3 separate regions of the Homo sapiens genome follow, and regions 1 and 2 are each linked to region 3. Evidence: chromatin loops called from intact Hi-C (ENCODE). Cell type or tissue: PC-9. All regions are shown on one strand. Region 1 overlaps VWF (von Willebrand factor). Region 2 overlaps CD9 (CD9 molecule). Region 3 holds the start of SCNN1A (sodium channel epithelial 1 subunit alpha).

Region 1 (8,000 bases), 310 kb after region 3:
TTTTTTTTTTAAATGCAGTTTTAGGAATCACCTGCCTTTCATTCATTCCCCAAACTTCCAGTGCCCATCTCCATCTAGTGGTGGGCCCGCTGTTCGTCAGGAGCTGCCTGTTGCTGACTGATGGGGAATATCCTAGTGTCCCATCCTGGGTGGAGGATGGGTGAGCGTGTTCGCATGGCCCATAGTTCTGGCTGACGTTCTAGCTCCCGTGGCTAACGGCTACCTGGCAGCTCACCCACCCATTTTCCTGTGTTTGTGGCTCTGTTGCTCAGTTGTACCGAGGAGATAAGCTCATATAATATTTAGACTTCTGATTTGCGAGAAACTTGGGAACACAAGTCAGTGAAGGTCAGAGAAGGAAATCAGATGAGACGATTAGATGCTGGCCCTGAAAGTTTTCCTTTCGAATATTTGCACATTTCTCGTTGACCCTTCTTTTCCTGGGTATTGTTAAAGAAGACAGAAGTCCATTTTCTTGCTTAGATAAGAGTGCTCTGAGAAAACACAGAAAGGCAGGGGGAAGAATTCCCACCCATTTTTACTGCCCTGGGGTCAAGACATTTGACACAAATGACCATATTACTGTGTTTGTAGAATGATGATAATTTCTGAAAAATGGTCAGTTCAAAAAGGCTTTCCTGAGACCTCACTGGACTTGAAATTACAGCACATCCAGAATGGGCTGGGACGATCCTGGCCCCTATCTTGTGGCCTGCTCTGTCCTCCACGAACAGTCACTCCTCACTCCCGCTCTTCTAGAGGGGGCAGCGGAGAAGGTGGGCCATGCTGATGGGAGTGATCTGGGGCCTTTCCACTTTCTCCTAATTTCCTCTGGGCTGGATGTGCCCTCCTGACCCATGCTGTCCTGGAAGGGATCCACTGTCCTGGGGACCAGGCAGAGGGATGTGTACATCCCTGAGGCACCTCATCCTTAATCCTGCCTTCATACACATCTCAAAGGCAGGCCCACACCTGGGTCCAGTACTGCACAGTCTAGCCTGGCCCCTGGCTGGGCCTGTCAGGGCACATGCGAGCATGAAGTGCCAGACAGTGAGGGCCTGTGGAGCTTGTCCTTGACAAGCTAGAATCTCTCTGTGCCTTTTGGGGACCCCTTGGCTGTGTGACAGGGCTAGCATTAGCCCCTGGAGCTGGGCCCACATAGGATGGTCTGTAGGACCCTCTTACATTTGTCTTTCCAACGTTGGTCTAGCATCTGTTCCCCAAAGGGGGAACTTCAGGTGGAGGCTGAGGTAGCGCTGTAGACAGCCAAGCTTCCGCTGTTTGGAGGGTCTCAGGGGAAGCCCTGTGCACTCTATGTGTCCTCATCTTTGCTTTGATCCTTAGAGAAAGGAACTCACACATGCACCGTAGAGTGACTGGGTGGGAAAAGTCTTCCTCCTTCACCAAATGGCAATGGTGTCTCTCTCTATATATATTTCTTTTTCTGTAGAGTAGATAGCAAAGATGAGAGCAGGTGGAGGAAATATATAGGGCAGGTTGGGAAGGGATCCAGATGCCCTTTTCAGCTTTGATGGGTCCATGTTTGGCCCTGAAGATGGGATTGCCTCAAGCCAGGCAGGTTGATGGAGAATCACTGGAGACATTGGCAGAGGCCTCCCCCTGCCAGGACACCTTCCAGGATGTGTGATCTCAGTTTGGAGGTGCATTGGGCCACAAGTATGGGGCCTAGGCTGGGGCGTGGGGGAGATGGTGTGGGAATTAGGGTGGGGACAAGCTGAGGGCTTTGGGTTGCAGGGTGATGAAGGGGAGTCCTAGTCCCCACCCACAGATGTGTCAGCCTGGGCTGGGAAGCTGGCGCTGCCGAGGTCAGCACTGCCTGGGTGGTGGTGAGATCATGGGCAGATGGCCTCCTGGTTCCCCATTGGCCCTGGCTGGAGTCACAGCGTGGGCTTGCCCCTCTGAGGACGCAGAAAGCAATGGCCTTAGAGTTGCCCCTCTGCTGGTGAGGAGGATGGAGTCCCCATTTTCACTGCTGAGCTCCAAGACTGTCCTGCCTCACCCTCCCACCTCATCCTGCCTCTGGGCTGCCTACTCTGCCCCCTGGCCTCCAGGGACTCTCCAGGGGTGACACTGTTTCCCAGAGCCTCTCCACACTCAGGTTCAGAGAACCCTGTGCTATTGGGCAGCCTCCCCCTGGCCAGGCATTCCGCTGGCACCAGTCTGAGGCTGGTGTGGCCCTGATGCCAGCAGGTAGCGTGGGACATGGCAGTGAGCTGTGAGGGAGGAGGGGAGGCTGCAGGGAGCCTGGAAGCAGGAGCGTGGGTTCCTGCGTGGTTCCACCACTGACTGAGTGTGGCTCTGTCACCTTCCTTAGTTGCCCCATCTGTAAAATGAGGCCTTGACCTGAATGACCCAGCTCTGACATCTTGCAGTTTTAGGAGCAGGAACCGAATTTTCTCGTAGAACTTGTTTTTAGACTGGTTTGGGCAAAGGACGTCCATGCAGTTTTGGGGAAGGGCACCCTGCTTGCATATGCATTCCACCTTGGCCACCCCAGGGGAAGTGCCCTCACCTCCCATTCTTCTCCCTTCCTCTGTGTCTCTCCAGGGGAGTGCCTTGTCACAGGTCAATCACACTTCAAGAGCTTTGACAACAGATACTTCACCTTCAGTGGGATCTGCCAGTACCTGCTGGCCCGGGATTGCCAGGACCACTCCTTCTCCATTGTCATTGAGACTGTCCAGGTGAGCTTTGCCAGCCCGGCTGCTGGTCGGGTGGTAGCCCAAGGTGCTGCATAGCTGCTAGGCTGAATGGGCAGTCCCTGGAAGGCGTGGGGCATTGCTTTCTGTGCATGAGGGAGGTCTCTTCCAGACTTCAGTTAGCTCCTCATTCATCCAGAAACCCAGCCCATCCCCTCTCTCCCTAGATGCTGGCGGAAGGCATCCTGCCCTGACAATAATGCCTCCTCAGGGCTGGCTCAGCTCCCCACCCAGTGGACGCATCCTGCTTGGGTCTAGCCTGTTGCCCCCATAACTAACCCTCTGATGTTTGGAGCTGGGGATGGCTGGGGTGGGGGCAAAGAGGGCTGGTCTTCTCTTCTGAACTCTGTGGTACATGTGTGGCTTCCTTTCTGTAGGGATGGAAGCAAAGATGAGGACGAAGAGAATGCACAGGGCTTTCCTTGAGGATCAAAGTCTTTGATTCTCTTTGGAACAGTAGGTCCAAGGAACACGATGAAGCAGAGGCCCATGGTTCTTTATAAGAGACTGGGCCAGGCTGGGAGAAGGCGTGTGCAAGGATGCACTTAGCAAGCCTTCTTGCTGCACAACTCTAGGGGGCCCCATTCACATGGAGTATTCTGGGAGAATGGAGTTGTAGGTTATGAGAAGGCCAGAGGCTCTCGGGTTGAGGCCTTTCTCTGATTAAGAGGGTCCTGGGCTGGGGAGCTGGATAGGCAGGGGGTGCAGCAAAGTCACCCTGTGTTCCCTCTTGGCAGTGTGCTGATGACCGCGACGCTGTGTGCACCCGCTCCGTCACCGTCCGGCTGCCTGGCCTGCACAACAGCCTTGTGAAACTGAAGCATGGGGCAGGAGTTGCCATGGATGGCCAGGACGTCCAGCTCCCCCTCCTGAAAGGTATGCTTCGTCCTGCTCCATCAGGCCTGGGGCTGGCACAGCCCATCCCTTAGCACCCTCCTTCTCAACCCTGGCCACTGTCCTTAAGGACCTGCATGCCTCTTCCATGGGAATGTGATGGAGAGTTATTTTTGGAGGGCAGGGTGGGGTGCTTGGCATGCATCCCTCCAAGAAAGGAAGGCTTCCTGGAGGAGGAAGACTAGAGAAGGAAGCCTATAGATGAAGAGGTTGCTCTAGACCTGGGACAGAGTGTAGATGGGAAAAGGGAACCGAGAGGATTTTTATTTGGCTTGAACCAAAGGGGCGAGTTGAGTCTTGGGCAGGTGGTTCTGGTTTGCTCTGGGGTGGGACAGGGGCAGAGGCTGATGCTGAGAGATCGGGGGTGGCTGGTGATGTCACACCAGAGGATGCCACTTGGGGCGAGGCCAGGTGACCCTCTGGCCTGTCTAGAGGTAGCAAAAAACCTACCTGTCCAGTATCTTCACCTGGGTTGCACTGTGCCGGTCAAAGCAAACCTGCTTTTGCATGGTAAAGCTCCCAAACTTCACACTCAAAGTGGCTCTCAGACTCTTCCTTCTTCTCCACAACTGCTGGCCACTTTGTCGCCCATTATCCTAGCATTGCACACAGCGGATGAACTTGGGCTAGTGGGTACCCAGCACGTCCATGGGTGTTATGCTGTGTGTCTCCTTATAAGATATGTTTGTTCCCCCAGGGCAAGGGGTGTGCTCCTATCTGTCGCCACCTTCCCACAGAAGCAACAATTGCTGTATTCAGTGTCGTACACAGCATCGCTCAGACATGAGGTGGTGTGCAGTGGCAGAGTGTCCCAGGCACATTCAGATGTCGTGGTGTCAATGCTAAAGAGATCCCCCTCTGCTCCAGGGCACCTGCCTACAGCCCAGGATGCAGGAGCCTCTGCCTCCCTCCTGTGGCAGTAGGGGGAATGGCAGGTCATAGCGGGGGGTGCAGAGGCTTCTTCCTGGGGGACCCTATTTGCGCTCTGTCCACCTTGATCACCCTTCCTCCTGACACCCCCTTAAACCTCATGGCCACCCCATCTGCCCCTAAGTCATTGCTCTTCAGTGCTACCATCCTTTTGAGACACCCCATTTCCTCCCAAATACATCTGCCTGCCACCACCCTGTCCTCTCCCCACCTCTGCCTGAGTCCTGTCCTGCTGGGTTCCAGGTGACCTCCGCATCCAGCATACAGTGACGGCCTCCGTGCGCCTCAGCTACGGGGAGGACCTGCAGATGGACTGGGATGGCCGCGGGAGGCTGCTGGTGAAGGTAGGTGCCCTCACGGGGTACTGGCTCCCTGCGGCCCGACCCTTACAAAGTACCCCTTGTGCTCTGGGTAGAATGGCTTTGTGTGGTGGGAGAAGAATTCCTTTCTCCTCATGGCCTACACCCCCAGAGCGAGAAACAGGCCTCTCTTGTTTATGAGGCTGGTGTTTGTTTTCTGGATGCCCCTTCTTGGCCCTGGGGATTCTTCCTGCTGGGCTCTGCTATCCCAAGGGCCTCTAGACTGGGGTGGGCTCTTGTGGGGCTGGGGAAGGAGCAGGTTTGCTGTCCAATCTCCCGGCTGAAACAAGGCCCGGGAGCAGGGGTGTCTCCCTGGGTGCCCACTGTGGGCAGTAAGGGAAGAGCCAGATTGGCACTCTCAGCTAAGAGAAAGCCTGCCCGGGAAAGGTTGCTCAGGAAACCACCAGATTCTTCCCCTGGACACTGGGACTCTGCATGTGTGGGCCACTTCCTCTTGTTCTTGGTGGTCCTGGAATCACACTGGATAGCAATCCATACTTTTCACTGTTTCTCTGGAAATGACCCTGGCAGGTGGACAGTGCAAATATTACTGCCATTTTATAAATGAGGCAACCAGGGCACAGGAAGTGGAGGGATGGTGCAGCACTCCAGAACTTCCAGGGCTAGGATAGACTCCTCTGATCAGAGGACTGATCCCACTCTGACCCCCACCAACCGTGTCATGGCAGAGCGAGGATTAGTTCTCTGCCTCATGCCTTTCCCATCAGAACAAAAAGTGGTTCTCGCTTTTTGGTCTTGAATGCCTTTACACTCTTAAAAATTATTGAGGACCTCAAGATCTTGTAGGAGGATTATATTTATTGGTATTTATCAGATTGAAAATTAAATTAGAGACATTTAAAATATGTATTTATTAACTCATTCAAAAATTATAATAATAAACCCACTACACATTAATATAAACATCACTGTTTTGGGGAAAAGTAACTGTTTGCCAGAACAAAAATAAGCAACAAGAATAATACCACTGCTGCACATTTCTGCAAATTTCTTTAATGGCTGGCTTAATAGGAGACAGCTGGGTTCTCATATCTACTGCTGCATTCAATCTTTTGCAATATTGCATGTCATGTGGCCTCTGGAAAATTCCACTCTATACTTGTAAGAGAATGAGGAGGGAAAAGGCAAATAGCGTCTTCATAGTATTATGAAAGTAGTTTTGGTCTCGCAGACCCCTTGAAAGTCTCAGGGACCCCTATGGGTCTCAAGACCACACTTTGAGAACCACTGCGCTAGATTATGCCTGGGATCCCTGGAGAGCCTCCTCCTGCCTCCTGGGGTCCTGTATTCCACAGGGTCCTTGCTATAATCCTGGGTGGCAGGGGCAGGGTGGCAGGTTTCACCCAGGAGATCCTGGCGTCCTCCATCCTCGTGTGGCTATGTTCTTTCTCCTGTCTTAGAGCTCCTGAGGGAATTTCAAACTAACTCCTTTTTTTTTTTTTTTTTCCTTTTATGAAAATAAACCTGCAACCACAGACCATAAAGCAGGAAGGTCTGGGAGATCCTCTTGTCAACCTCCCTTTTCCAGTAGGAAATAAAGAGCCATTATTTCTGGAGCAGGAGTAACTTGCCCTAGGCCTCATGGTCGTTTAGTTACCGGGCAAGGACCAGAACTCGGGTCTCCTGGTTCCTGACCAGTCTTGCCTCCTGCACCCCGGTCTTCAAGGGGGTGCTTCACGTTAGCCAGTTCACTTTCTTTTTGTTTGTTTTGTTTTTTGAGAGAGGGTCTCACTCTGTTGCCCAGGCTGGAGGGCAGTGGCACGATCTTGGCTCACCACAACCTCCGCCTTCCAGGCTGAAGCGATTCTCCTGCCTCAACCTCCCGAGTAGCTGAGATTACAGGTGCCCACCATCATGCCCAGCTAATTTTTGTATTTTTAATAGAGATGGGGTTTCACCATGTTGGCCAGGCTGGTCTTGAACTCCTGACCTCAAATGATCCACCCTCCTCAGCCTCCCAAAGTGCTGGGATTACGGGCATGAGCCACCACGCCCGGCCAGCCAGTCCACTTTCTCAGCATCTTCCCACCTCACAGAGAGGGTGCTCTCCACCCATGCACTTTCTCCCCTTGATCAGCAGGGCCGTAACTTCTCATCCTGGGCAGCTGCCCTTCCTCCCCTCAGGTTTCTTTGGTCTTTGTCTCTCCCCTGAGGAGAAGAGAAGCCAACTTCTTTCTGTGGGAGGGGATGTAGGGTTATCTTTGGGGTGGGTTTGTGTCAGTTTAGCTAACAAGAAGACGTTTCCTTGGCCAAGGTTCAGGACAGGGTCAGATGACCCCATGGCCTATAGAACTGTCTTTTTATATATATTTTTCTTTTTTCTTTTTCTTTACACAGATTCCTGGGGCTCATGGAAAGGGACTATCTTGTGGGTTTTATTATGAAGCAGGAAAGGGGGTGTTTGAGTTGGGGCAGGAGGTGGGGAGCCTCAGAATACTGACACCAGGGCTTTTGGGGATGGAAGTGTGGAGGCGAGAGCTGGAGGGAGGCCAGCTGGGGCAGAGGCGGTGCAAGAGGAGGTGCAGCTAGGGGCCCCCCGGTCTCCTTCCCCTGGGTGTGTTATGTACGCTTTGTCCCCGTGGGGCTGGCGGTCCAGGCAGCAAGGCTCCAGCCAGCAGAAATCACATCCTCTGTGTGCTGCTTCCCTGCCCTGCTGGCTGCCCTGCAGGGCCCAGCTCTGCCTTAGGCATAGCAGTGTGGAAAAGATCCTTGCACAGGCTTCATTTAGTCAGAACTGTCACTGACCAGAGGTTTATTTCAAATAGTGAGTGTCGCTAAGTGACACTAAGAGAGTCTCTAAGTGTCGCCCCCACTCTCCTAACCCTGGCCGAGCTGACCTCCGAGACAAGCCAAGGGGATGGGAGAAGACCTGGTTTTAGAGTGGGACATGGGAGTGATGGCTGGCTTGGTGGGGGTGAATGAAAACGCCTTTGGGGAGCATCAAACTCTGAGAAAGGAGAGAGAAAAGATGCTGAGAGGCGGGAAGGGAGTGGAGGTGCACCACCAGTTATGCCGCCTTGCCCAGGGTGCCCTGACTGCGGGCATTGCATTCCAGCACATCAGGAGGAGAACCTAG
Region 2 (8,000 bases), 160 kb after region 3:
AATGACTACTTCAGTGAAAAAGTATTTGAAATCCACCCAGATCTCCTCTCCTGTGTCCTCTTCATTTGGACCAGCTTCCTTTCCCATCAGGCCTTTTATCCAGATCCATCTTCAAATGTCTCACAAGAGTCAGAAACCACAAAGAGGCCAGGCGCAGTGGCTCTTGCCTGTCATCCCAGCACTTTGGGAGGCCGAGGCGGGCGGATCATGAGGTCAGGAGATGGAGACCATCCTGGCTAACATGATGAAACCCTGTCTCTACTAAAAATACAAAAAATTAGCCGGGCGTGGTGGCGGGTGCCTGTAGTACCAGCTACTTGGGAGGCTGAGGCAGGAGAATGGAGTGAACCCGGGAGGCGGAGCTTGCAGTGAGCCGAGATCACGCCACTGTACTCCAGCCTGGGCGACAGAGCAAGACTCCATCTCAAAAGAAAAAAAAAAGAAACCACAAAGAACAATTATTTGCCCAGAGTAAATACTAAGGAAGCCCCATTAAGGTTGGTTGGGGAATATTTGGGGAATGACAACAATTTCCCTTTCTGTTGGTGAAGCATGTCCCAATGTGACTTACAGGCAAATCCTTATACAGACTTTGGAAAACCAAGTTTACAAAAAGCCCATGCAGGCCGGGTGCGGTGGCTCATGCCTGTAATCCCAGCACTTTGGGAGGCCAAGGCAGGCGGATCACTTGAGGTCAGGAGTTTGAGACCAGCCTGGCCAACATGGTGAAACCCCGTCTCTACTAAAACTACAAAAATTAGCCGGGCGTGGTGGTGTGTGCCTGTAGTCCCAATTACTTGGGAGGCTGAGGCAGGAGAATCACTTGAACCCGGGAGCCAGAGGTTGCAATGAGCGGAGATTGAGCCACTGCACTCCAGCCTGGGTGACACAGCGAGACTCCATCTCCAAAAATAAAAACAACAAAAAAACAACCCATGCATTGCTGTCCTCGGTCTTTATCTGCAACTCTGCCAGCACCCCCATCCCTCAAAGAAGTCCAGTCAAACACTCTTATGTTTGACGAACACAGGTAAGCTGGTCACCTGGGGCTTATGTGAGCCTCAGGAGACATGAGAACCCAAGAGTGCCCCAAACTCAGGCCCACAATGAATGGTGTCCTGGTCATCCCTTGCCACACCCACTCACCACTGAGAGCACAATTCACCCAAGGCTCCCACGCAAAGATGAGAATTTCAGTGACTCACACTGCAAAATCTTGCTGCAGGGACAGGTTCAGAAATCTTACACTGAAACACACACCTGGAGTTACAGGAAACATTTCCAATTTCAAAGGAGGATTAAACAAAAAACATCAAAGTGTAACGGAGCTTAGGGGCACCTGGCTGCTCTGGGGACTCTATGCCAAGTGTGCAAAACCAGTTCCAGTTAGAACCTGGGGAGGTTCGTATGTACAGCCTGGCCTCCTGATGGAAATTCTTGAAGTAGGTGTGCTGAAAAAGAGGAGGTAACCCAGAGGAAGAGGAAAAGAGCAGTGGGTTGAACGTGGTTTCAGTGTGGGGGAGGGCATACTGCATGCCACTCCCCGGGTGGGAGAAGCCAAGTTTGCCTATGGGACAAATCCTACTGCAAAGAAAAATCCTTTGTGGTCAAACAAACTGGGTGCTCTTGGCGTGGGCCCCCTTTTCCTCCAGGTCCCATCTTCTGTAATATGTACTGACTGGCCATACACTTTTTTTTTTTTGAGACAGGGTCTCACTCTGTCACCCAGGCTGGAGTGCAGTGGTATGACCATGGCTCACTGCAGCCTCGACCTCTCTAGGCTCAGATGATCCTCCCACCTCAGCCTCCTGAGTAGCTGGGACTACAGGTGTGCACCACCACGCCCAGCTAATTTTTAAAAATTATTTGTAGAGATGAAGTTTCCCCATGTTGTCCAGGCTGGTCTCGAACTCCTGGGCTCAGGAGATCCACCCAGCTTGGCCTCTCAAAGTGCTGGGATTACAAGCATGAGCCACTGTACCCAGCCCATTTTTTAAAAAGGACAAAATATTTGTTATGCTTCCTCTATTCAGCTGCCTTGGAAAGCCCAGAAAGTGGAGAGCAGATCATTGCTCACAGTGATTTCTTGCTGAGGATGCCTTGGCCTTGAGGTGGCCATATCTACCACTTTGGGAGGGGTTGGAGGTGGGCAGTGGTGAGTGGATGGAGTCCAGGAAGGAGGGAGAACTTTCTTCCCAACTTCCCATTGTCCTCCTGGAAAAGCAATGGCTACTTGGTTACTCTGCTGAGCCCATGGTCAAAATGATACACAATTTTCAACAAGGGACAGGTGGCTTAATAGAAAGAATAGTGAGCTGCTGCCTGCACAGCTGTGCCACCTAGGGCCTGCTTCTTTATGGGGTGGGCATCAGAATCATCTGGGAAAATACTTGTTTTTTTGAGACAGGTCTCAATCTGTCACCCAGGCTGGAGTACAGTGGCACAATCTTGGCTCACTGCAACCTCTGCTTCCCGGGCTCAAGCGATCCTCCTACTTCAGTCTCTCAAGTAGCTGGCACCACAGGTGGAAGCCACCATACATGGCTAATTTTTTTTTTTCTTATTTTTTTTGTAGAGACAGGGTTTCACCGTGTTGCTCAGGCTGGTCTTGAACTCCTGAGCTCAAGCAATCCACCCACCTTGGCCTCCCAAAGCTTGGGATTACAGGTGTGAGCCATGGCACCCAGCCTACCTGGGGGATTTCTAAACATGCACCTGCCTCAGCAATCCCAGGGGACTCTTTGTGCTCCCAGGGATTCTATTGCACGCCTCTGTTGAGAATGACTGGACTGTGATGGATATAAACTTGGGCTCTAATTCTGGCACTGCTACCTAGGAGCTCTCTGACACTACACACTTTCCTCAGCTTCTCTGAACGTTACAGTCCTCGTTTGTGGAAAAAAAACAGTATGATACCTGTCCTGCCTTCAACGTAGGTTGAAGGAGAGGATTAAATAAAGTGATGCATGTAAAACATTCTGAAAACTGTGAAGTGTTACAGCCAGCCGGATTCCATAGGGAAAAAAAATGACAATAATAATAAACCCTGAGAAAGACGTGAGGTGACACTGGGTCAATTCATGGGCCCTCTGTGGACGGCTGTTGTGTCCTCCTGTGATCGGAGAAGGCGGCTGGGTGGCAGCGGGGGAATTTAGGACACTGGGGTTCTGTTTCCTGGTTTGTGTGGGAGTCTGTGTGAGCGCTGGGTAGTGGAGGAAAATGGATAAACTTATCTGCTTCACACCTGCAAACTGCCATCCAGAGCTCCACTAAGACTGGATGGGAATGGCCAAAGGAAAGTGGGGAAGGAAGGCTAAAGGGAGACTGTTGGCTCAGATTTTAGGCTTCTGTCCTTCCTTGGATCACAAACTGCTTCCGTGGGCAAATTAACCCTGCTGAAAGGAGTTATTACAGCAGCAGATAACAGAGAGAGAGGGGATTTTCCTGGGTTGGGCAGGAGAGGAAACCTTGGCCTCTTTATCACCCTCCTTCAATAAGATGCTTGTCAGCCCTGGTTTTTGTTTTTGTCATCTACTAAACTTGGGAGAGCATTAGTCATAGTTGTCCATAGCACCCAGGAAGTAAGCAACACACCAAATACTGGGGATGCAAGTTTCCCACACCAGCAGTTTTCCAGGCCCCAAAATACCAGTCACGCTTTAAGAAAGCCACAGAAGTGGAGATAGGCCCTCCCTCTTCGCACAGACTTCAACATTTAAAAACAAGTCAGGCCACCCAGACCTGTGGGCTCTGGGCCTCGCCCATCTCCATGGCAACCCTTGGCTCACTACTGCATGCCAAGCCTTGGATGGGCTGATTCACTCCTCAGGAAGCCGGGCCAGGCAGTGCCAGCAAGAACAAACAGGATCCCGATGCCCACAGCCTCCTCCAACCCTCTCTGTGTCCTCCTCTCCCACCTCCAAATGAAGGCTGGGGCTGTTGTCTTTGGAAGGGCAAAGCCACTTGGGCAGGACTAGAGGCTTTGGGGTGCTCCCTTATCCAGCTCCACCACACAGTAAACACCGGGAACAAGAAAACCAAAACTCCGCTGTAATCAGCAGAAGAAATTGCCACGACTTGCTCTCCTTAAGCGTCCCAACTAAACTACTGTAATAGCTCATGGCGGAATTTCTAGATGACAACAGGGCATATTACTAACTTTAGTTTTACTACAGCCAAGTTGAAAAGCCCCAGAGATCACAGCCCTAGAGAACCAGAACTCCCTTTTGTAGGTATGACTGGTTGGTCAGGCGCATCCTGGGGGCCATCTCTCCTCTCCAGACAACTTCTGCTCTTGGGACTTCTACCGAGCCACTGTCTGAAGGCAGTGCTCAAACCTTCAGAAATTCTTATCTTCAAAGGCAACCCAGGAAACTCTTCTCTATGCCAGTCCAGCAGCTCTCGAAATGACCCCAGACCAGCAGCAGGATGACCCAGGAACCTGGACATGCAAATTCGCAGTTCCCTCCTAGACTCACTCAGTGAAACTGGAGTGGGACTGGGCCGGCACTCTGTTTTCCAACACCTCCCCAGGTGACTCTCATCACGCTCAAGTTTAAGAACCACTACTCTAGGCCTTCATTTACACACCAATAATCAGGAAGGACAGAGAAAAGCTCTCTCTGGGGGTTCTGAATCCAGAGAATAGCTTTCTAAATGCCAGTGCCGAAAAGCCTGAAGGCATGGATGGGAGGTGTGAGCTTCCTCTGAGCTGGAGGTGCTTTGTGTGTGTTAGGGAGAGCTCACTGCCCAGCCCCACGAGGGAGCAGGACTGGCACCTACTACTTTACACTCCGATCTGGAGAGTGGGGCATTTGGGGGCTCAAATGCTTTGACCAGCACTGTGAGCCACGGGGAGGGAACCTGGGGTCACCCTGGAAATGCGGCATTGTGACCATTAAGGGTGAGGATGCAGAGAGGTGGGAAGGCAGGAAGAGGTAAGAAAGGAGAGAGAACGGCTGGACAACTCTGTGCTGAACCCACTGAGCCAGGAAGTCATGGTAAAGGGCTCAAGTTGGAACCTGCGTTTGGCTCCCAAATGCACATCCACCACCCAGGCCCTGCCTGCGTGAACTCTCCTCTGGTAACAGGCCCTGGTGACTCAGTGGGCCCGTGAGAGGCTCCCACAACCTGCAGCAGGGCACTCCTGGTAAGAACCTCCCCCCTGAATTCTGCAGCCGGCTGTGCTCCCTAGGCCAGCTCGCTGTTATGCATGAGACTGGACTTCTCCTCAAACCTCCCCGAACTCTAGAAAAACAATTTTTTAAAAGAATACACTCAGAGGCTGATGGTCAGGCCTCTGACCTGACCTAGCACTTTGGGAGGCTGAGAGGGGGGCGGAATGCTTGAGCTCAGGAGTTGGAGACCAGCCTGGGCAATATGGTAAAACCCAGTCTCTACTAAAAAATACAAAAACTTAGCTGGGAATGGTGGCACACGCCTGTAGTTCCAGCTACTTGGGGGGCTGAGGAAGGAGGATGGCTTAAATCCAGGAGGTCAAGGCTGCAGTGAGTTGACACTGCGCCACTGCACTCCAGCCTGGGTGACAGAGACCCCATCTCAAAAAAAAAAAAAAAAAAAAAAAAGAGGCTAATGGTCAAGTTGCAGGTTGTCTAGCTTAGGGAAAATAACACCACAGTAGCAATTTAACAGTAGAAGTTACTATGTACAAGGACCCACGCCCCCGACACATTACAGGAGGTGGTTTATGTACAGTCTCTCACTGAATCCTCTCATCACCCTCATTTTATGGATGAATCAGGCTCAGAGATTTTAAGCAACTGACTCAAAAAGACACAGCCAGGAAGAGGCAGAGCTCAGATGGAACCAGCTCCACATAGACGACTCAAAGCTATGCTCTTCTCGATGCACGGTGCTTCCTCACTGGCCAGGGGGTGACTGGGAAAGATGTGAATCCCTGAGAAATTTTCTTGGGGGACAAGTGGGAGGCTTGGACGTGTTGAATTTGGCAAAATGCTCTGACTTAAGCCTTAACCTGGTGACAGGGTTTCCCTGCCTGCTGCAGCTTGACAACAGATGCTTTCAATTTGGGGTGTTGACCCTAGCCCTGGTGGGGGCCAAGAGGGAGGGAGGGAAGATGCTGGCCCGTAGCTTCTCCCTTGGGTTTGTTCTCTCCCGCCATTGAGGCTGGGAGAGGTGGTGGTCCCTGGGAAGCTGCACCCTCAGGCGCTACCTTCCTTCCACTTCCTACCCCTGGTGTCTACACAAGCAATGGTGACCGTGGCTCTGCATCTCTCTGGGACCTGGTTTCTGGGTGTAGGTGTTCTAGGTGTCCAGAAAATTCTACATACGAAGAATCAACTTCCTTTTGGAAGGCACAAGGAGTGAACTGAAGGAGAGGCATTGAGGCCACCCTTCTTGGTGTGGACATGAAGTAGATTTTCCTTCAATTTCCATTGTAAATTAATTTCCAAGTTGAGCTCCACAAAGCGAGTCTCTGCCAATGGGGCATTCTTACAGGCGCTTCCAGCAAAGTGCAAAACTGATTCCCTTCTTTATCCGTCTTCCCCAAACTGGGGAAGTCTCAGAAATGAGTGTTTTATAGACAGGTGGAAAGATACGTCCTCCAATTCGTGTTCGAGAGGGAGAAAGACTGGAGGTAAATTTCAGCATTGACTGATCTTGTGTGATGTGGTTTCATGAACTGAAGTGAGAAGATATGGATGAATGTGAACACTTAGACAACCTCAATCTGTGAAAAATGTTAAGGAGAGGTACCAGTAGCAGCAACTACAGCAACAGCAGCAGAAGCTAACACAGAAGCTCTGCCTGTGAGCCAGGCCCATATAATAGCTTTACATTAAATATCCCCTTAGTCCCAGTAACAATCGTAAGACGCTGGTTGTGTTATTACCTTCATTACACAGATAAGGAAAGTAAGGCTTAAGGAGAGTGACTAATTTGCTGTCTCCCCACGGGAATCAGCGTTTCTATCAAGACAACTCCTTGCCCGCTCCTGGCCCACTCCCCCCAACCCCAGCAATGTCCCTGGGTCATAAATGGCCCCTGCTATTATATGTCACTCTTTTATACCATAAGGGCAGGCTGGGGAGAGGGGTCCACACATACACTTAAACCCAACATTCCATGACAAGCTGGGTCCCTGGGGAGGCCAACTTCTGCCTTCTGTGGCCATTTAGTGCTCTAGACACTGAGATGATTATGGTACCTACCCCACAACCCATACAATTCAACATAAAAAAAGTTGAACTTGTAAGATAAAGCTCAAAAAAAGTGCCTATTTCCCTGGATTCCTTGAGCTGCCTGCATTGTTGGTGCCCTAAGCACATGCTTAGCCTGCCTACTGACTCTGTGGCCTCCCTTTCCAGGGGTGCTAGTGCAGCTGGGGGGCTCCTGGGTGGAAGGGTGAAGGTGGCCCTAGACAGCTACAGCCTGGGGGTGCCACCACCTTGCTATGCCTGGCTCGTTGTGTGTAAATGTTCGAGCCTGGCCTCAGGCTGGTGCAGGCCATTACTTTACAAGAGAACATTCCCTGTGGGAGCAACAGTAATGCAATGCATGAGAGGTTTCCCAGGGAGGAGACTAGAATTACACTACAAGGCCCTGCTGCCCCTTCTGATTCTTAGTGGGCTGCCTTAGAGCCTGAGAGCTAGTTAGAATCATCCCTGTGAGAGATGAAGAAACAGGCTCCGAGAGGTAAAGCGACTTGCCCGTGGTCACAGAGCAGGCATGAGTGACCCAGCTGTCAGCACTCTTCCTCTGACGGTGCACAGCACATGCCATGCAGAGATCGGTTACTTGCTGACCTGTCTCCTCCCTGATAGAAGGGAGACAGCTTGGTCCCCTCTCCAGGGTGTGGCAGAGGATGAGGAACTCCGTAAGCTTTTTCTCAGCATATCTTTCTGGAAATTAGGCAGCTACCTGGTCTGAACAAGTTCGAGTTGAGAAATCTTCCCTCCTTTCAAGGACAAAGTCAGCATCATTTAAAAACCTGGAGCCCTTCCTCTGCCCTGGAGAGG
Region 3 (8,000 bases):
TGCTACATCACCCTGCCATCTTTCCAGGCCTAGAGATGGTAGCTGCTTCCCGCTCTGCTGTTTTCTGAGCTGCCTCCCATTGTCTTCTCAGCTCCTCCATCACCCATGTACCAGTTAGTTCTCTGTGTTAAACTTCTTCTGTTTGAAAGACTTAGAGTGTTTCTTGTTTCCCAGCTGGATCACGAAAGACAAATCTTACCAATAAATGGCTACTATAATGCCCAGCCATCCCCAGGAGGATAAAGGGAGACTCCAGGGGTGAGAAATCCACAGGTTCACCGCGGGCAGGGCATTGTCTTTACTCCTGTCCTTTTGTGTTTTTCACCAGAGCCTCCTGAGACTGATTTCCACTGGGCAACACCAGACCCAGACCGAGCACCCCAGGACGCCTAGAAGGTGTGTGAGGGTGGGACTCTTCTCCCAGGCCTTCTTCCGAAGGAGCTGCTGAGAGAGCCTTCTTTCCACAGGCCCATTAGGCATCCAGAAAGGGGGCTGATGGAAATGGATTCTTCTTCTTCTTCTTCTTCTTTTTTTTTTTTTTTTGAGACAGAGTCTCAGTCTGTCGCCCAGGCTGGAGTGCAATGGTGCAATCTCAGCTCACTGCAACCTCCGCCTCCCAGGTTCAAGTGATTTTCCTGGCCTCAGCCTCCCAAGTTGAGTAGCTGGGACTACAGGCATGCGCCAACAGGCCCGGCTAATTTTTGTATTTTTAGTAGAGATGGTGTTTTGCCATGTTGGCCACAGGCTGGTTTTGAATTCCTGGTCTCAAGTCATTTCGCCCACCTTAGCCTCCCAAAGTACTGGGATTACAGGCACGAGCCACTGTACCCGGCCAGGAATGGATTCTTCTAAATACTTTTTCTTTCTCTCTTCTTCTCCACTCTGCTCTTAGCTGACTAGTGCTCTTGGAAATGGTCTGGCAAACACCCAGAAGTGCATAACAGATGAGGGTTGTCCTTTTCCAGAGTATTTGCATTTTCAGTGGTGACAATGCCTTAACCCAGTCTTTTCAACGGGGGTGACTTTGCCCCCCAGAAGTCATTTGGCAATATTTGGAGATGTTTTGGTCACAATGACTCAGGAGGTGCTACTAGCATCTAATAGATGGAAGCCAGGGATGCTGCTGAACATCCTGCACAGGATTGTAGATAGGACAGAATCATCCTGTCCCACCACAAAGAATGATACAGCCGAAAATGTCAATAGTGCCAAGGTTGATAAACCCTGTCTTCAATCAAAGTGATAAACTTCTAGTAGTGAACTTCTTTTTTTGTTTTTTTTTTTGTTTTTTTTTTTTTTGAGACAGAGTCTTGCTTTGTCTCCCAGGCTGGAGTGCAGTGGCACGATCTTGGCTCACTCCAAGCTCCACCTCCCCGGTTTTATGCCATTCTCCTGCCTCAGCCTCCCGAGTAGCTGGGACTACAGGCGTGCACCACTTATGCCCAGCTAATTTTTTTTGTAATTTTAGTAGAGACGGGGTTTCACCATGTTAGCCAGGATGGCCTCGATCCCCTGACCTCATGATCCACCCGCCTCGGCCTCCCAAAGTGCTGGGATTACAGGCGTGAGCCACCATGCCCGGCCAACTTCTAGTAGTGAACTTCTAAGTAAACTGCCAGGGGACTAGATGAAGAGTGGCATTTTTCTGGTCCATCATTTTAAATGAAAGAGAAATCTGTACCACATAAGGGCAGCTGAAAGGACTGTTGTCTTCCACAGTGGGCAGCCCCCAGTGTGAAGTGGCTAATTAGCTCCAAGTAGTAAGAATAAAGAGTTGCATTTAACTAAGTAACTGATTCTTATCCTGGAAAGGATAGAAGTGAACAGGGAAAAGTGAAGAAAATTTAGATAAATTAATAGACCACAAATAAATGGGTTGTCAGAGGAAGTTAGGATGTTTGAAGTTTTGCAGATGCTTTTTCGTAGCATATCCCGCTCTGTCAAAGATAAACTAGGAAAGACGCCAGTTCTGCTGTCTTCTGCAGACTGGGTCAGCAAACAGTGACCGCTAGACACTGAGGTCACCAAGATGAATACGCCTGGTCTCTGTCCTTGTGTTGCGGGAAGTCAGGGACCCCAAACGGATGTATACGTACAAACACACATACATCAGGATAATAGTAAATAATAATAATAAATAATAGTAAACAGTGGTAAGTGCAGAGATAGGCTCTCCCTAGGAGGGTGGAGTGATTACTTCCGTCATCTCCTGTCCGCGGAGAACAAGAGGCAGGAAGACCCTTTGCACTCATAACCCTCATCCCATGGCAGCCCCTCTGGTTTCACTTCTCTCCCTGCAGCCGTGCATATTTTATGGCCACACCACAGGGTTAGAGGATAGCTGGTGTTGGGAGGGGAAGGCAGCCCTGGGTTGGCGGGAAGGGCTGGGGCTCTGGGGGAGTCTGGGGGTAGTCCTGGGAAGGCAGGGGGTCCTTCCAAGACAGAGTCTACAAAGCTCTTGACTTCTTATAGAACAAAACTGTACTTCTCTCAAAGTCAGAGAAGGAGAACTGGGCTTGGAAAGGAGTGGCCTGGTTTTCAGTCTGACCCCACCCCTAACTCCTGGGTGACTGTGGCCAAGTCACTTTGCTTCTGTGGGCCTCAGTCCCCTCATGCATGAAGCAGGGGGCTAGATGCAAGGTCAGCTGGAAAAAGTCTTTGTCCATCTGGGTTGCCTTACCCACCCCTTCTTGCCCTTTCATTTTCTCAGGTAAGATCACCGGGGCCCATAGAGGTCAAGTGCCTTTCTCAAAGTCACATAGTTTAAAAGCAAAAATAGGGGCTGAGTATGGTGGCTCACACTTGTAATCCCAGCACTTTGGGAGGCTGAGGCAGGAGGACTGCTTGAGCCTAGGAGTTGGAGGCTGCAGTGAGCCATGATCATGCTGCTGTACTCCAGCCTAGAGGATAGTGCATGATCCTGTCTCTAAGATAAATAAGAAAATAAAAGCAAAAATGGAAGTTGTAGAAACATACCTATAGCATGGTCTCTGTCATAAAAAAGAACTATATATTTTGTTTTTTAAAAATACATGTAAGTTTATAAAGGCACACAAAAAGATATAGACAGATATACAAATTATGGTGGCTCCCCTTTGGGGAGGGAAAGGAAGGGGACTAAGGGAAGCTCTATATACTTCTGTATTGCTGAAAAATTGTACTGTGACAAAAACATATTTGTGTATTATTTGTACACTTTAAAAGATCATCTTTAAAATGGACTTCTGACCAAAGTCCAGGTCTCAGATTTCTATTTTCCTCACAACACCAAGCCTGTTCTAGCCCGCTCCAGGTCTAGAATGCTGCAGCACTAGGCTCGCATTGCCACTCCCATACCCGGCAGGACGTGGCAGGGTCACCACCCTTTGGCTCAGCCCAGACCAGGCATTGCAATTCTTCTCACAGAGCCCTTGATATGAAAACTATTTGCCATGCTGCCTTAAGCTAGTGGTTGGATTTCAGGCATGAGCTGGCAAATAGAAAAGGCAGGGAGGTGCTTTTCAGAACCTTTGAGATCAAACAGCCAGGGTGCTGAGCACCTTATTGCAGGGAGGACCATGCCCAATGTAAGGACCTGGCTCAAGGGAGACTGGAGTTTCTAGGGGTCTCTGGGATATGTGGGGCAGTGGGGACAGTGCAGAGACCTTTTCACAGAGCCAAGGAGATAACCCAGCACCCAGAGAGCAGACGAATCCACGGGCTCTGTGTGGGAGTGAGGGAGGCCTTCCCGGCTTTCACATCCAGGTGCACCTGAGCCCCGATCCCCCATGAGTCTGTCTCAGGAAGTAAATGGCAAAAGCGCTAAGTAGATAGCCCCAGAGGAGGAGGAGAATTCTGAATTCTGTTTATAGCTCTGCTCCTATTTTGTTTTCTAACCTCAGAAAACTGATTTATCCTTGGGAAGGGTCAGTTTCTTCATTAGGACAATGAAGAAAAATCCAGCTGTCCCTTCCAAGGGGAGGTATCATGAGCAGTATCAAGGTAAGCAAGGGAACCTGGTTTGGAATCCTGGTTGACACCGGCTTTCACTTTAAGAAGTCGCAAGAGACTGCCGCAAGAGAGGAAGCCACAGACCAGGTTGGACCCTGAGCCTGGAGTACTGCCTTTTCTCTTCTTTGCCTGCTAAACTCCTTGCTTGTCAAGATTCAGCAGAGATGACACCTTCTCTGGGAAGGCTTCCTGAGTCTCCTGCAGTGAGCCCCTAGGCTCCCCTAGCCCTTGGCTCTTATGTCTTATCTCTGAGAAATCTGAGATCTGCACTTTTGTTAGAAGTCCGTTTTAAAGACAATCTTTTAAAGTGTACAAATAGAAACCTTATCTTATTGTATTGCAGGCCTATCTCCTCCCCCGGTGTGTATCAATGCTCAGGCTGGGCCTTTGTCTGCTGGCTTGTGGAGGGAGGCAGGACAAGCCAGTGACCACATTCCTGCACTCTGGGCTGCCTCCTGTGGGGCCCGTGAGGAAGCGGCAGCCTTCCCTGCCGCGTGCAGGGCCTGGGTTGTGTGGGTGGCTCTCCCGAGTCTCCTCCAGCCCTTTTTGGGTCTGATTCTCTGACCCTCCTCTCTCTCCTTGCTCACCACTTGGCACTCCACTCCTTATCCTTTTGCTGCATTAAGTTTGGAAAGAGATTTTGGAGAAAATATAGCCCATCAACGAATTTCTCCTCCTCCCAGGGCCTGTCTAGGCGTGTGCCATGCCCACCCTCTTCCTTTCCAGCGCTGGCCACATCCTCCCTGCACCTTCAGTGCCTGCTTTCCCTGCCTCTTCCTGGGCTCCGGGTCTGTGTCCACAGTGTCCTGCGTGGCCCTCGCGCTGCCTCTGGTTGCCCACATTCCTGCAACTCTGTGACCACAGCAGGGGCGATTACACATTCCTGGCCTGGCAGCCAACAGTGTAAAAAAGAACAGAATGTCCTAGGGCCCCGCCTAGCCCCCAGCTTCACCTGGGCCCCTCCCGGGTCTGGACAAGGTTGGAGGGGGTGGCGAGGAATCAGCAGGAAAGAGGAGGGACCAGGAGGAGGCAGACGCATCCCACCTGAGTGCGCTGCTCCCACTTAGTGAGCGGGGAGGAGACCTGCAGAGACCTCTTCTCTCTTCTCTGCAGGGCCTGAGGGTGAGGCTGACCTGTGGGTGCCCTTGGAGGGCTGCCCACTTGCTGAGCCTCTAGCTCCTGGAAGCACACTTGGGACTCCCCCCTTGCTCTCCTTCCTGGAGACAGACTCCCTTTGGTGCTGGCTCCTTCTATTTGCCCCCACCACTGCCCCCCACCTGCCTCTACTCACTCAGTGCCCCTCCTCCATCCCTATCTCTCTGTCCTTCGCTGTCCCTCTCTATTGTCTCCCTCTTTCTGCCCTCCTGTCCTCCCGGTTCCCCACCCAGGCCCTCTCAGCCTGGCTGGCCCCTTCTCCTTGTGTTGCCCTCCTAGCTGTGGGCTCAGGATCCTTCTACTTGTTCAGATCTTTGCCCCTCACCTGCCATCCTGTCCCCCAGCCTCCTTGCCTGTCTGCGTCTAAAGCCCCTGCCCAGAGTCCGCCTTCTCAGGTCCAGTACTCCCAGTTCACCTGCCCTCGGGAGCCCTCCTTCCTTCGGAAAACTCCCGGCTCTGACTCCTCCTCAGCCCCTCCCCCCGCCCTGCTCACCTTTAATTGAGATGCTAATGAGATTCCTGTCGCTTCCATCCCTGGCCGGCCAGCGGGCGGGCTCCCCAGCCAGGCCGCTGCACCTGTCAGGTGAGGGGGAGGAGAGGTTTGGCTGCCAGATTCAACTGGAAAGGAACCAGTCCCAGTCCAGCCGCAACCTGGGAGTGGGAAGCTGGAGGCAGCCCAGACCTCCTGGAGCCCTGCAGTCCTGGGGCAGAGACAGAATCAGGACACAGCTCGAGGTCAGGGCCAGAGGCTGGAGCTGAGGGCCTAGAGTGAGAGGGGGCAAGGCAAGGGGGGGAGAGGAAGAGAGGCAGGATTAGAGAGAGGAGGCAGGCCAGAAAGAGGAGAGCAGGAGAGACCCAAAGAGAAACAGAAGGCAGATAGAGAGGGAGTGAGAGGCAGGAGCTGAGACACAGATCCTGGAGGAAGAAGACCAAAGGAAGGGGGCAGAGACAGAAAGGGAGGTGCTAGGACAAAACTCGAAAGGTGGCCCTATCAGGGAAGCAGAGGAGAGGCCGTTCTAGGGAAGCCCAGCTCCGGCACTTTTGGCCCCAACTCCCGCAGGTCTGCTGGCTCCAGGAAAGGTGGAGGAGGGAGGGAGGAGTGGGAGAATGTGGGCGCAGGGTGGGACATGGGCATGGCCAGGGGCAGCCTCACTCGGGTTCCAGGGGTGATGGGAGAGGGCACTCAGGGCCCAGAGCTCAGCCTTGACCCTGACCCTTGCTCTCCCCAATCCACTCCGGGGCTCATGAAGGGGAACAAGCTGGAGGAGCAGGACCCTAGACCTCTGCAGCCCATACCAGGTCTCATGGAGGGGAACAAGCTGGAGGAGCAGGACTCTAGCCCTCCACAGTCCACTCCAGGGCTCATGAAGGGGAACAAGCGTGAGGAGCAGGGGCTGGGCCCCGAACCTGCGGCGCCCCAGCAGCCCACGGCGGAGGAGGAGGCCCTGATCGAGTTCCACCGCTCCTACCGAGAGCTCTTCGAGTTCTTCTGCAACAACACCACCATCCACGGCGCCATCCGCCTGGTGTGCTCCCAGCACAACCGCATGAAGACGGCCTTCTGGGCAGTGCTGTGGCTCTGCACCTTTGGCATGATGTACTGGCAATTCGGCCTGCTTTTCGGAGAGTACTTCAGCTACCCCGTCAGCCTCAACATCAACCTCAACTCGGACAAGCTCGTCTTCCCCGCAGTGACCATCTGCACCCTCAATCCCTACAGGTCGGTTAGTCCCTCTGCCCCTTCCCTGGTGCCTGCGCCTGGAAGGGTGGTCCAGGGTGCTGAGGTGCTCACTGGGCAGGCAGAGCCTCAGACCTGAGGGTGGGAACTGACACCCCTGTCCCAGGTAGAGCTCACTGCTGGCAAAATGAGGAGCCTCCAGCTTACTGGACTGGCGTCCCTGCCCAGTGGAGCCATCCTAGCACCCCAGGCTCACCCAGAGTGTGGTTGTTGGAGCAGCATTGCCCTCCCCTGCCCTCTCTTCTCCTTCCCTCCCATTCCCTTCTCCCTCCTGCAAGTGGGAGGGAGTGCTTGCAAAAGGGCAGGGGTGTGCTCAGCTGCATCCCTTTTCTGGAGCAAGATGCCAGCAAAGTATAAGACCTCGTCCACCTCAGCAGGAGAGTCTGATGGAGGGGTGAGGCTAGGTGAGGGGAGGCGAGACCGTGCAGGTGCTGTGGAGGTGGTGCTGTCAGTCTTTGTTTAGAAGGGGAATTTATTATGGAGAAAGCAAAGAGGGGGATCGTGGAGGTTAGGGCTGCAAGTGAGCCCAAAGGCTGGGGGCAGGGGCCTTACAGAACAAGGAGAATGGGTCAGGCTAGAGAGCAGCTCCTTGTGAAGCTCTTCCCCCAAAAGACCCAGGCTAAAATGCTGCACTGTTGACCTGCCCAGGTGCCTGACCTTTACGTGCTTGGGTGTGTCCTGAACTTTTGGGTTTCATCGGTGCTCTTTGCCAATGTTGGGTCTGGAAACCGGAGCAGGTGGTAAGCGTGGAGAAGAGAGGAGGGCAGGGCTGAGTGCTTTTGTATACCTTTTATTTGTATTCACTCAGCCATGCCACACCTTGGGAACACCTGCTTCAAGCCAGACACAGGGCTAGGCACCTGGCAAAATGGATTCATGAATAATTCATAAGCCCTTTATTGAAGGCCAGGTAGTTTGCTGTGTTGTGGAGACAGATAAAATAAGATAGCAGAGACAGGCATATAAGCCAGTAACTGTGGCACACTGGGATAAGTATGATAAAAATGGTGAGTTAGTGTACCTTCAAGGAGTGCAAAATCTTTATGGGTGTGGGTGTGAGTGTGTGTGTGCACATATTGGTATGTGTGCGATTTTGGATGCTGGGGATTGGTCATGC

What was found. Hi-C counts contacts between places; a loop is a spot of excess contacts. Peaks named below come from ENCODE experiments on the same cell type or tissue, not always from the same donor. Only the 100,000 strongest peaks of a DNase experiment are listed, where the experiment ranks them.
Region 1: a loop joins it to region 3, with 6 times the contacts of the local background. A loop is called at or near these places in 4 of 110 quality-filtered maps.
Region 2: it touches region 3 in a loop (8-fold over the local background); 3 of 110 quality-filtered maps call a loop at or near these places.

The regions. Positions count from the first base shown.
Region 1 is chr12:6,059,842-6,067,841 of GRCh38, reverse strand. VWF (von Willebrand factor) reads left to right here. Exons shown (of 52, transcript NM_000552.5): 11 at 2,569-2,705; 12 at 3,458-3,596; 13 at 4,788-4,888. Among named protein-coding and RNA genes, the nearest start is that of SNORA120, 24 kb to the right of the region's middle. In PC-9, CTCF peaks have their summits at 93 (motif pointing left), 4,345 and 4,548 (motif pointing left); DNase peaks (open chromatin) are centred at 51, 2,441 and 4,441.
Region 2 is chr12:6,211,930-6,219,929 of GRCh38, reverse strand. All of the region lies in intron 1 of CD9 (CD9 molecule), which reads right to left. Among named protein-coding and RNA genes, the nearest start is that of CD9, 16 kb to the right of the region's middle. RefSeq lists silencers at 373-667, 4,453-4,747 and enhancers at 679-1,551, 782-1,981, 4,072-4,575, 4,576-5,077, 5,078-5,581. In PC-9, no CTCF peak of the experiment used is centred here; DNase peaks (open chromatin) are centred at 1,299, 3,699, 4,669, 5,099 and 1 weaker place; H3K4me3 peaks cover 1,607 bases; H3K27ac peaks cover 7,459 bases.
Region 3 is chr12:6,373,233-6,381,232 of GRCh38, reverse strand. It overlaps SCNN1A (sodium channel epithelial 1 subunit alpha), which reads left to right and starts at 5,670. Exons shown (of 13, transcript NM_001038.6): 1 at 5,670-5,728; 2 at 6,396-6,865. The coding sequence starts at 6,450. LOC105369626 (a long non-coding RNA gene) reads right to left here. Exons shown (of 4, transcript XR_931591.3): 4 at 7,658-8,000. It also overlaps a transcript of LTBR not described here. RefSeq lists enhancers at 4,238-4,842, 6,659-7,263. In PC-9, a CTCF peak has its summit at 4,446; DNase peaks (open chromatin) are centred at 3,422, 4,432, 4,952 and 5,622; H3K4me3 peaks cover 4,569 bases; H3K27ac peaks cover 5,422 bases.